Regions from separate parts of the Mus musculus genome. Here region 2 is linked to region 1. The links are chromatin loops, found by intact Hi-C in ENCODE. Cell type or tissue: left cerebral cortex. All regions are shown on one strand. Each heading gives the region's core, and the rest is flanking DNA. Links, peaks and the distances in the headings are about the cores only.

Evidence for each region. Peaks named below come from ENCODE experiments on the same cell type or tissue, not always from the same donor. Only the 100,000 strongest peaks of a DNase experiment are listed, where the experiment ranks them.
Region 2: a loop joins it to region 1, with 7 times the contacts of the local background. A loop is called at or near these places in 2 of 42 quality-filtered maps.

What each region holds. Positions count from the first base shown.
Region 1 is chr8:9,927,393-9,932,711 of GRCm38, forward strand. No RefSeq gene overlaps it. Among named protein-coding and RNA genes, the nearest start is that of Lig4, 46 kb to the right of the region's middle. In left cerebral cortex, for the core only: a CTCF peak has its summit at 866; DNase peaks (open chromatin) are centred at 1,494 and 2,904.
Region 2 is chr8:9,863,228-9,868,546 of GRCm38, forward strand. No RefSeq gene overlaps it. Among named protein-coding and RNA genes, the nearest start is that of Fam155a, 95 kb to the left of the region's middle. In left cerebral cortex, for the core only: no CTCF peak of the experiment used is centred there; a DNase peak (open chromatin) is centred at 2,241.

The DNA.
Region 1 (5,319 bases), core at 255-5,254:
ATACTCTAATGGTCAGAGGAGAATGTCTCCTAAAAATAAATGCCTAAAATAATGATTATTATTGGTGAAGTCCTAAGATCATAAGACATAATAAATGTTGGAAATAGGATTGAATAAAGTCACTGAAGCAGGGGACCTGTGTGCCAACACATTACCCTTGTGTTAGCTGGAATTTGACATAACAGGATAATCTCTTCTCTAAGTATAATTTATAGACCTCAGAATCCATTTACAGAAAATCTATAAAGTTCCCTCCAGGTTACAGTGATAGATAACTATTACTAAGGAAACCAAGGAGTGTTTCCCACACTGACCTCTCACTCCACATTTTCCCCACATTGTACTTCTGGAGTACACATTTCTTGAGGCTGATCGGTGTAAGCACCCACACTGAAGTGCATACCATAAGTGAGAAGTCTCTACAGATCAGTCATGTCAAAGGAAAAACAGGGTCTTAAGAGATGAATTTTAAACTGTAGTCACTTTGATTTCCTATCTAAAGGCAGTTTTTTTTTCATCCAAGGACTAAACTGCATGATGTTTATGGTAAAGGGTCATGCATGGCCTGTCCTCGGGTATCATTCACCCAGATACTCTATGCTTTAAAGGAACCTTTATATTTGGGACAATAGCCTTGTAGAAGCTTGTGGCACAGTTAGTGCCTAGTGTCTACCTTGAAATAGCAGATATTCTTTAACATCTGGAGTGTGTGGTCACTTGCTTATGAGAGTGTATTGCTTTGCAATATTATCACAATCTATCATGATTATCTCTCAGACTTGTGGCCTTGAGCTAGGTGCTCTGTATCTGGCTCCTTTATCTGATTTCTGTAAATGACCCACAGTCAGGACTCCACGTGGTTAAAAGGTATCACTGCAAGAGAATCTAAATTTATCTAGTTGAGACAGAACTCACTGAGGACACAGAAAAAAGAAAGCATACACATAAATAAACTTAACTAACAAATAAATAAATTAGAACTTAAGTGAAAGTGACAGTTTATATAATACTTGGTGATACATAATGGAATTGAAATCTTTCTGAGGAATCAACAACTTGGAGGTGACAGAAAGGACACATATTTCCAGAACGGCGTCCCTCTTTTACTTTCACTTCAGCATTTCAAAAAGTAAGCACCTTAAAAATGCGTCCCCCATGGAAGGATGTAAATGCCACATGGCAGAATGTCATCCTCATTCTGCATAGCCTATGGTTGGATTATTCTGACTCAAATGGAACTTCCCTCAATGTGCTGGAAAGGTATGAAGGCGTAACTTTCAAACAGACCAATGAAGAGAATCTTGTGCAATCAAAAAACACTGATGAGTGAGCATACATTCAGTGCTGCTGTGTAGTCTAGGTGTGTGCATGTGCACACATGAGTGTATGCATGGGTGTGCATATGCATGCGTGTGCACACACATACATGTGCATGTTTGTGTGTGTGTGTGTGTTTATTTAATTCTACTGGAATGGATATTGTGCCTGTATGCAGGTCTGTGCATCTCATAAACGCCTGCTGCTCATGAAGGGTATTCTTCTAGAGTGTGGAATTCTCTGAAACTGGAGATCGTGAGCCATCATGTGGATGCTAGGAATTGATCCAAACTTCCCTGAAAGAGCAACAAGTGCTCCTAACCACTGAGCAATCTCTCTAGCTTCTGGGGCGGTTTTTTTTTTTTTTTTTAATTTGAAATTGTAAGGAGAACGTTCATAGAAAAAAAAAAAAGTAACATTGTACCACCTAAGAAATGATTGTTAAAATAAAAAGGAAAAACAGTCAGTAAACAAATAAAACAAAAATGATTCCCATGTGAAAAAAAAAAGGTTATAAGGGACCTAACACAACATAAAGAAAGGAGTCTAATGAAGGGCAATGGGAATATTGAACAAATCACATAAAACAGAGCATCCCCTGGATCCTCAGTATCCAGCGGATCAGCAGAGGTCCTGGGGCCTGCGAGATGCTCGGCAGGTAAAGAGATGTGCTGCCAAGCCCAGCGCGCGGAGTTACACACACACACACACACACACACACACACACACACACATGCACACGCACACGCACACACACACACACGCGCGCACACACACACACGTACAAAAACATAGATCTCAGCCCTGGTAGTCATCTCCTTTCTGGAGCTATGAAATGGGGGCATTGGAGCCTGGGGAGGCTAAGGAAAGTCTCCAGCTATGTGAAGATGGGTTGGGACAGTCACGGAGCATGGAGAGTAATGCCAGGGACAGCCTGAAACAAACACCAGGTAGGGTGAAGCCCTGGGAATGACACAGCCTGGGTGCACTAGAGCCAGGACCTGAGGCTCCTCCATGCCACACTTCTACCCATCAAATCCAATACTGCCTTCAAGTGAGTCTTCCTTAACTTAAAATACAAAATATTCTAAGGAATGCGCATGAAAGCCGATATTTTCTCAAACCATTTCCTTTTTTTTCTCTCTTTTTTAAAAAAAAATATCTTACAGACTGCTTTAGAGTCATCCACAGACAGCTCCAAATTATGGAAATCCGCAGTTATAAAACAGGAAGAAACTCCTCTACTTATAAATAATTCATGATGGGACTCCACTGCATTATAATCTACCCCGGTATATTTTAAGTGGAAACTGAGTTATAAACGATGTCTATTCTCTTAATGTACTAGCCTTTGACTCTGAGGATCCCACAGTGAGTGAAGTTTTTTTATATGAATTGTCTCCCTCAATCTAGGAAAGCGAACACAGCTGGTGTGGGCCAGGAGGATGCTTTTAGGAGCTGACGTCCATCCTCAGCCAGATGACACTAATACTGGCTGGCTTTGCCGTCTTCCACAGTCATGCCGGTGGCATATGTCCAGGGTACCACTCACTTGTCACCCTGTCTCCTACACTGCAAACCCCACACACTGTCTGGCGACCACACAGGTTCTGCAGCCTCGCTGCCAAGTGAGTTTTGGACTTCTCGGGAGACAGATTGAGCTTAAAAGTGCCCACACGTACTGAAGCTACAACATTTGGGAGGGAATTTAAACACGTGGAGTCTTTGGTTTAACATGAGAAAGTGGGAATAATAAACACCCACATGCTCTAAGTGGTGAACAAGAAGACTCTCTGCATCCGATTACTATTCTATAGCCCTGTCTGAGCCGCATCAGTCCTTCTTTTCCCCTATTCTGCTAATTTATAAGCCTGATCATCTATTTCCCAAGTGTAAAATCTCTCAAGGACTCCTTAAAGAATACAGATTAGTCCTTGGATCAGGGTTTTCAAGCCTGTGCATGCCCTGGCCTAACCCCTGACTCACTTCTGCTCTCTTGGCCATCTAGAAATGTCAGATGCACCCATGGCTACAAAGCACAGATCCCAACTTAAACAGCCCAATATTTCCTAAATACAACTGAACTTCAGTACCCAGGCACTGTTCTCAGAGTGCATACATAGGCTACTTCCTCTGTCCCCTCTGATTGATGTAAATCTTCTCAAAGCCCCAGCTTGGTTTTGCAATTCAGGACTGTCATTTTCAAGAAACACGGAGTCATCCTTTGAAATGTGAGCATCAGGAAAGCAGCCCTGCATCTATCAATGCCTCTTTAACATGCCCTTCTATGTTTACCACAGACCCCCGGAGTATGTTTTAAAAATAAGATACAGAACAGTTTAGTATAATAGTTGCAGAAACACAAAAAACAAAGGCAAAAGATGCAAGATGAATTCATGAGTATTGAGAACTGTATTAGTTTCTTCTGTATCGTTGTGATCAAAACACCAAATGAGAACACTTTATCAAAAAGTGATTTCCGCAGTGTCTCACAAGCAGCTATGGCAGCTTGGACTCATGCACTTGAGCAAAATGCAATGGTGGCATGTGTGCAAAAAAGAAGCAGCCCTCTACCTCATGGAGGACAGAAGGCAGAAAGAGGAAAGATGGGCCATGTGTGAGCTCTGCAATTATCTCTACCAGTCACCTACTTCCTCCAGGTAAGAACTTATATTAGCAAGGATTTTCTAGAGAAACAATTTATAGAGTAGATATATAGATAGATATATAGATAGATAGATAGATAGATACATTAATAATTCGTAGATACATGGCTACCTAGATGATTTAGATTAGATAGAGATAAAGGATTTATTAGAATGGCTTACAGGTTTTGGTCCAGCTAGTCGAACAATGGCTGCCAAACAATGGAAGGACCAAGTATTCAAGGCTGGATGGCTTTCCTGGTTTTTAGTATCCATCAGAATCCCAAAGAAGTAAGCTTTAATGCTAGTGAAGGAATGGAGTTGCTGGCCAGAGTGAGGGCAAACAGGCAAAGAGAAAGAAAGCAGGCTTCTTTCTTTTAATCTCCTTTATATAGGCTTCTAGCAGAAGGTATAGTTCAGATCAAAGATGGATCTTCACAACTCAAAGATGTAGATAAGAAGTGGATCTCCCCACTTCAAATGACTTAATGAAGAAAAAAAATCTCTCACAGGTTCACCCAGCCATTTCGGTTTTAGTTAATTCCAGGTGTAGTCAAGTTGACAACCAAAAACATCCATCATGGGGTCCACCTCCTTAAGCTTCACCATCTCCCTCAATAGTGCCAGCAGCAAAAGGGCAGCTGCCTCACACATGAGCCAGAGTGGGAATTGTAGGCAAACCACAGGCAAAGGTCTGGGGACATGTCACAAGGGAAAAATGTACTTATTCAAACTTCATAGGTCTTGAATCTGGGTGGAATCTTCCAGGAGTCTGATAGTAAATTACCCAGATGTCCCACTAACCACTGCTTGTTTGCAAGTTTTGACTTAGTAAGGGAACTGCCTCTCAAAGTCTGTCTTCAGGAGAAATTAAAGATAAGTATTTTTTCAGTTAAGCATTTTTTTTGATTTTTTTTAAAAATAATTAAAATTCTACCTGAAGATCTTTGTTTCTCCAAAAATTAATCAGGCTTCTGTATGAAAAATTATCTTTTTATTTATGTATTTCCATCCTCAGTCATTTATGCACATCTAGCATGATGCTAAGTATCTATTTTACACTTTATGTTCTATGATTCCAACTGCCCCAGCCTTGGAATTGACTGTCCTTTGTGTTTTCTCCATTGTCCTTTGGATGTGGCCCCGTTGCTGTGGGTCTCTCTGATACCCTCATGCACCATTTTAGTTAGAGTTTTACTGCTGTGAACAGACACCATGACCAAGACATCTCTTATAAAGGACAACATTATATTTAATTGGGGCTGGCTTACAGATTCAGAGGTTCAACCCATTATCATCAAGATGGGAGCATGGCAGTGTCCAGGCAGGCATGGTGTAGGAGAATCTGAGAGTCCTA
Region 2 (5,319 bases), core at 70-5,069, 64 kb before region 1:
CAATCCAATTAAAGTAGACTACAGGTAACCATTTAGTAATGGGTAACAGTTGGATAACTTATCTTTGAAGATCATGTCTCCCACTCCCAAATTCCCCAGTTGCCTGTAATTCTTTATCTAGGGTTGAGGCCCCACAAGCTTCCCTGTTTGCATGTTAGCATTGATCTCTTTGTATAGGTCTTATTCAGGCAGCCATATTGATGAGACTTCATGGGTGTAGCCATTTTGACATTTCTAGGAATCATAGTCTCACAGCAAACTTCCTGTTCCTCAGGCTCTTTAGAATCTTCCCACCCTCTTCTGCAATGATCTCTGAGTTTTAGTGCAGCATTGAGCTGTAGCTGTATCTGCTGGGACTGGACACCAGACTATCTCGTGGTCTCTGTATGTCAATCAATTGTGTTTTTCAGTAATGGTCTCTGACTGATGCAAAGAGACATTTCTTTGATGACACAGATACAGATCTACCAAATGGCCCAACTTCACCACTCCTGAGCATCTACCCAAGTGACTCTACATCCTACTACAGAGATGCTTGATGGACCATGCCCATTGCTGCTTGCTGCTCGATGGAGTCACAGTAGCTAGAAAATGGAATTAGCCTAGATGAGGATCAGCTGATAAATAGATAGTTAAATTTGGGATACTAAGGCAGTGGAAGACTATTTAGCTGTGAAGAAAAGCAGATTTGTAAAAATTGCAAGTTATTGAATGGAACTAGAAAAATATAGTGAGAGGAGTAAGCCAGACAACAAAATAAAAATGTTTTGTATTCTCTCTCATATTTGGGTCGCCTTCCTTCAAATCTTTAAATATGTAGGAACCAGGGGAACAAAAAGAAGGCTATTGTGAGAGAAAGGAAGAGTTGAGTGAAGAGACAGGGTAACAGCACAGGTGTTATTACGTGGGGACAGGAGAGTAACGCAGAAGGAGGTTTAAGTGGAGAGAGATTAGAAAGGCAGGTCAGGGGACAGGTGGAGAGAAGAAATGCATCTCTCTCTCTCTCTCTCTCTCTCTCTCTCTCTCTCTCTCTCTCTCTCTCTCTCTCTCAGTGTGTGTGTGTGTGTGTGTGTGTGTGTGTGTGTGTGTGTGTGTGTTAAAAGTTGCACTACCTGGATAGATAATGCTCTTCTCCAAAGCTATTTTTTTCCAAATAAAACACATTATAAGACCCCACTGATGAAGACACCACATACCCCCACATCACAGGATATGGAGAAATCAAGCTAATATTGACCTGGAAGCTTCCGCCTTGTTGCCTAGCCTTCATAGCACCAAATGAAACTTTGGAGGGTGCTAGGTAAGAAAACCCATCAAGAAAAGATGAGAGGCACCAGGGTGGGGAGACACCCAGGAGAGGTGAAGGGGGGGGGAGATAAAGGGAGGGACTCTATGAGAGGGTACCAGGAGGGGGGCAGCTTTTGGGATGCTAATAAATAAATAATAAAATAAAATAAAGAAAAGAAAATGGCATTCAAAATCTTCCCCAGAAGCTCAAAGCACATGGTCTGTCAAGGTCATTTGCAAAGGGTGGCATGAAAGCTAAGAAGGTAGAACCACTGGTGTATACCTTGCATGCCTTGGGTTCAGTCCTGTTCCCAATTGCATGCTTTGGAAGGTGTTTCTGGCTTCTCTTCTACAAAACTCTGCAAGCTGCATATTCAGAACACCCTTGCCCCTTTACTCTCTGCATTAAAAAAATTATCTGACCCACAATGAAATATAACTAAATATAACTAACTGCTTTTCCATAGCAAAACCATGCAAATTCATATAGACAAAAATCAAAGAACTATAATACGATGTTGAAGTTCCTAAAGATAGATCCGTCTCATGGACAGATGAACAAGTTTGAGAATAAATGGAAAAAGAGACTACAAAAATTTTAAAAGATTTGAAAACATGGTAAAAATAAAACTCTTGTTACATGTTGAAAATATACGCACTAAAATTAGAAAGTCGACGGACAGGTTTAAGGACAAGCTGGATATGCAAGAGTGGGGGATTCACCTTCACTGCCGGACCTATCACACTCACTTCTTAGCTCTTGCTGAATGGGTGTGCATCCTAGCATCTCAGGGGTAATGGAGCTGCCATAGAAGAAGGGAGGATAGCAGGAAGCCGCCAAGAGACAGCGTGGGAGGAAAGAGTGAGGAGGAAAGAAACAGATGGTAAGGACAGGAATGCTGTAAGACCAGGGATGGGAAGGAATCACCCCGCCACAGAGGAACCGTACACACCACACAGCCAAGAATATGTTGGGGGGGGGGGTAAAAGAATACACTGTTATCTCGCTCTCTTTCTCAAGTTCTAAATGTAGACGTCTGAAGATGAGACAACGTAGATGAATCCATGACACAGAGTATTTCCAGACTGCGCTGCCAATGGGAGCAGGGAATCTCCAAATACATTGGTTCCCAGGGCGGCTTTAATGAAGGCGCTCAAAACAATGGACTCTGTCTGCGAGCCCAAGGGAGCCAGGCAAGCGCAGGGAATAGTGCAGCCAACTGGGACTCCCCTCAGTGTAGGTTTGCAGTACTGCCCCACAGTTGGCAGCCTGAAGCCATTACCTGCATGACTGCTAGTAGTCTGTAAGCAGCTCACAACCTGTTAGCAAGCTACAATCCTCATGTGCACACAGCTGCAGGCACACTCGTCTCTGAACAATTGCTTGGTCTTCTCCTGTCTTTAATAACCACAAAACTGAGACTCTCTTCAGTCTTGCTCCACCTATGTCCAGGTACAAGAGTAGGAAGGCCCTTTGAGCAAATGTGCGCATGCGCAATAGGACCAACTCTTTCTCAGAGTTCTCAGAGAATCCCTTATTTACCACCATCTTCGTAGAAAAGAAGATACCTTGATCTGCCAAGCAAAGTAAAGGACCACCCACATGAAGCCCCAGAACAAACATCAATGCCATCAAAGGAAGCCCTATCAGTAATTACGCCCACGAGCCCCCTCACTCATGTGACCCATTATCCGTCTGGAGAGTATATGCCTTTCTAATCTGTACTACCAATTTTGCTATGAATAAAACTCCCATAACACTTTGAAGTCTGTGTGAATTTATTTCAATCTTGAACGAGGTGCCAAGTACCTGAAGCACCTGGCCCTAACCTGACCACTGGAATGAGGCCTATACATCTGAATATTGGGGGCGGGGGACCCTGACCACTGGCATGAGGCCTATACATCTGAATATTGGGGGCAGGGGGGGGGATTCTGCATCTTTTTAAATTCTGATGTTGCCAGTCTCTGGGGGCAACATGACATGTTTTCCGTGTTGTTACTTTCTTCCCTGTCCTCATCTATCTTGGTGTTAAGATGTCTTCTCTCTCTCTCTCTCTCTCTCTCTCTCTCTCTCTCTCTCTCTCTCTCTCTCTCTCTCTCTCTCTCTCTCTCTCTCCTTACATCCTGATGGATCACAGACAGTCTCCCCCTCCCTCCTCTCTTCCAAGTCCTTCTTTCTTACCTCTCCTCCCCCATTCACTCCCTTCCCTTTCTTCTTGAAGAGGGGAGCCCTCCCACCTGATATCAATCCACTTTGGCATATCGAGTAGCAGTAAGACTAAGTGCATCTTCTCCTATTGGGGACAAGACAAGGCAGCCCAGTCAGGGGAATGGGATCCAAAGAAATCAACAAAATCAGAGACAGCCAGCTCCTGCTGTTAGGCCACATGAAGACCAAGCTGCACAACTGTTACACCTGTGCACAGGGCCTATGTCTGTCCCATGCGTGCCTTCTCTGTGAGCCTCTATGATCGAGGTGAGTTGATTCTATAGGTTTTCTTGTGCTATTCTTGACTTCTCTGGCTCCTTCAATACTTCTTCCCCCTTTTCCATAGGATTCCCTGAGCTCTACGTTATGTTTGGCTGTGGGTCTCTGCATCTGTTTCCATCAGTTGCTGAGTGAAGCCTCTTTGATGATAGCTGGACTAGGCTCCTCTCTGCAAGTGTAGCAGAGTATCATCAATAGTGTCAGGGGTGGACATTCTCTCATGGCATGGGTCTCAAGCTAGGCCAGTCATTAGTTGGCCATTCCCTCAATTTCTGTTCCATCTTTACCCCTGTACATCTTGTAGGCAGAACAAATTGTGGGTCAAAGTTTGGCTGTGGGGTTGGTTCCCCAAACCCTCCATTGTAAGTCTTGTCTGGTTATAGGAGATATCTGGTTCAGGTTCCACATCCCCCATTGCTAGGAGTCTTAGCTAGGAAAACCCTCATAGAAGCTTAGGACTTTCCATTGTCCTAAGTTTCTATCTAGTTCCAGAGATGTGCCCCCCATTTTGGTTGTCTCTCCCATCATCCTCCCTCTACTTGATCCTTTCGGTTCCCATCTCTACCCTGTCCCCGCCCAGCCCCCTCCTTCTGTTGTTCACCCCTGGGTGTTTAGTCTATTTCCCTTTTTCAGTGAGATTAGAGTCCCCTGCCTTGTTACTTAGCTTCTTTGGGTCTGTGTAGCATGGTTATCCTGTACTTTACAGCTAATATGTTGCAGGAAATATTTTAAAATGCAATACATGCTAAGTCAGCAGGCCCTAGTGGGCATGGCCAGCCTGTTCTCATCTTGTGGAGATTCTCCGACTCAGAGCTCTGAAATCTTTCCACCCAGCTTACTAAGTTCCCACTGGCAGATCACTACCACACCAACCCCACACTTCAAAATTCCCATGGCTTTTTGGGGTACGCTGCTTGCAAATCCATGCTTTGCCACTGTACCTTTCTCTCTGGAACCCAGTTGAGCCACCACATGAAGGAAAACACCACAACAAACTTAGTTCAGAATCAGTGGTAACTCAATAGCTGGGTGCAACAACTAGAATCCTAGTCTTTTAAGTCATATTAAATCTAAATCCTCCGGTGGTGAATCATGGCAGATTTGCCATCTAAGTCAGGGGCCACTTGTAGCTACATCTTGTCCTCCCACTGTCCCCATACAAAAGCCCGTATCTCTTTCCTCCCTCTTCTCTTCCTCTCTCAGACCTGGAAGTCCCGCCTACTCACCCAGTGATTGGTTTCTTTATTCATTAGAAGGATCACATGAAGTCCTGAGTACTAATTCACTCCTCATCCCAGGCAGCATCTCTTGGGGAAGGCTGAATTAGCATCAAAATACAAACAGCACCAGGGCTATCCACAACACTAACACCCACTGAGTCTGGGTTACCGCACTCAGGATGATCTTTTCTAGTTCTATCCATTTGCCTGCAAATTTCCTAGATGTCTCTCAACCAAAATGTGGATAAAGAAAATATGGTTGATTTACACAATTGAATATTACTTAGCTATTAAAAGCAATGATATCTCCCAGTTTTAAAA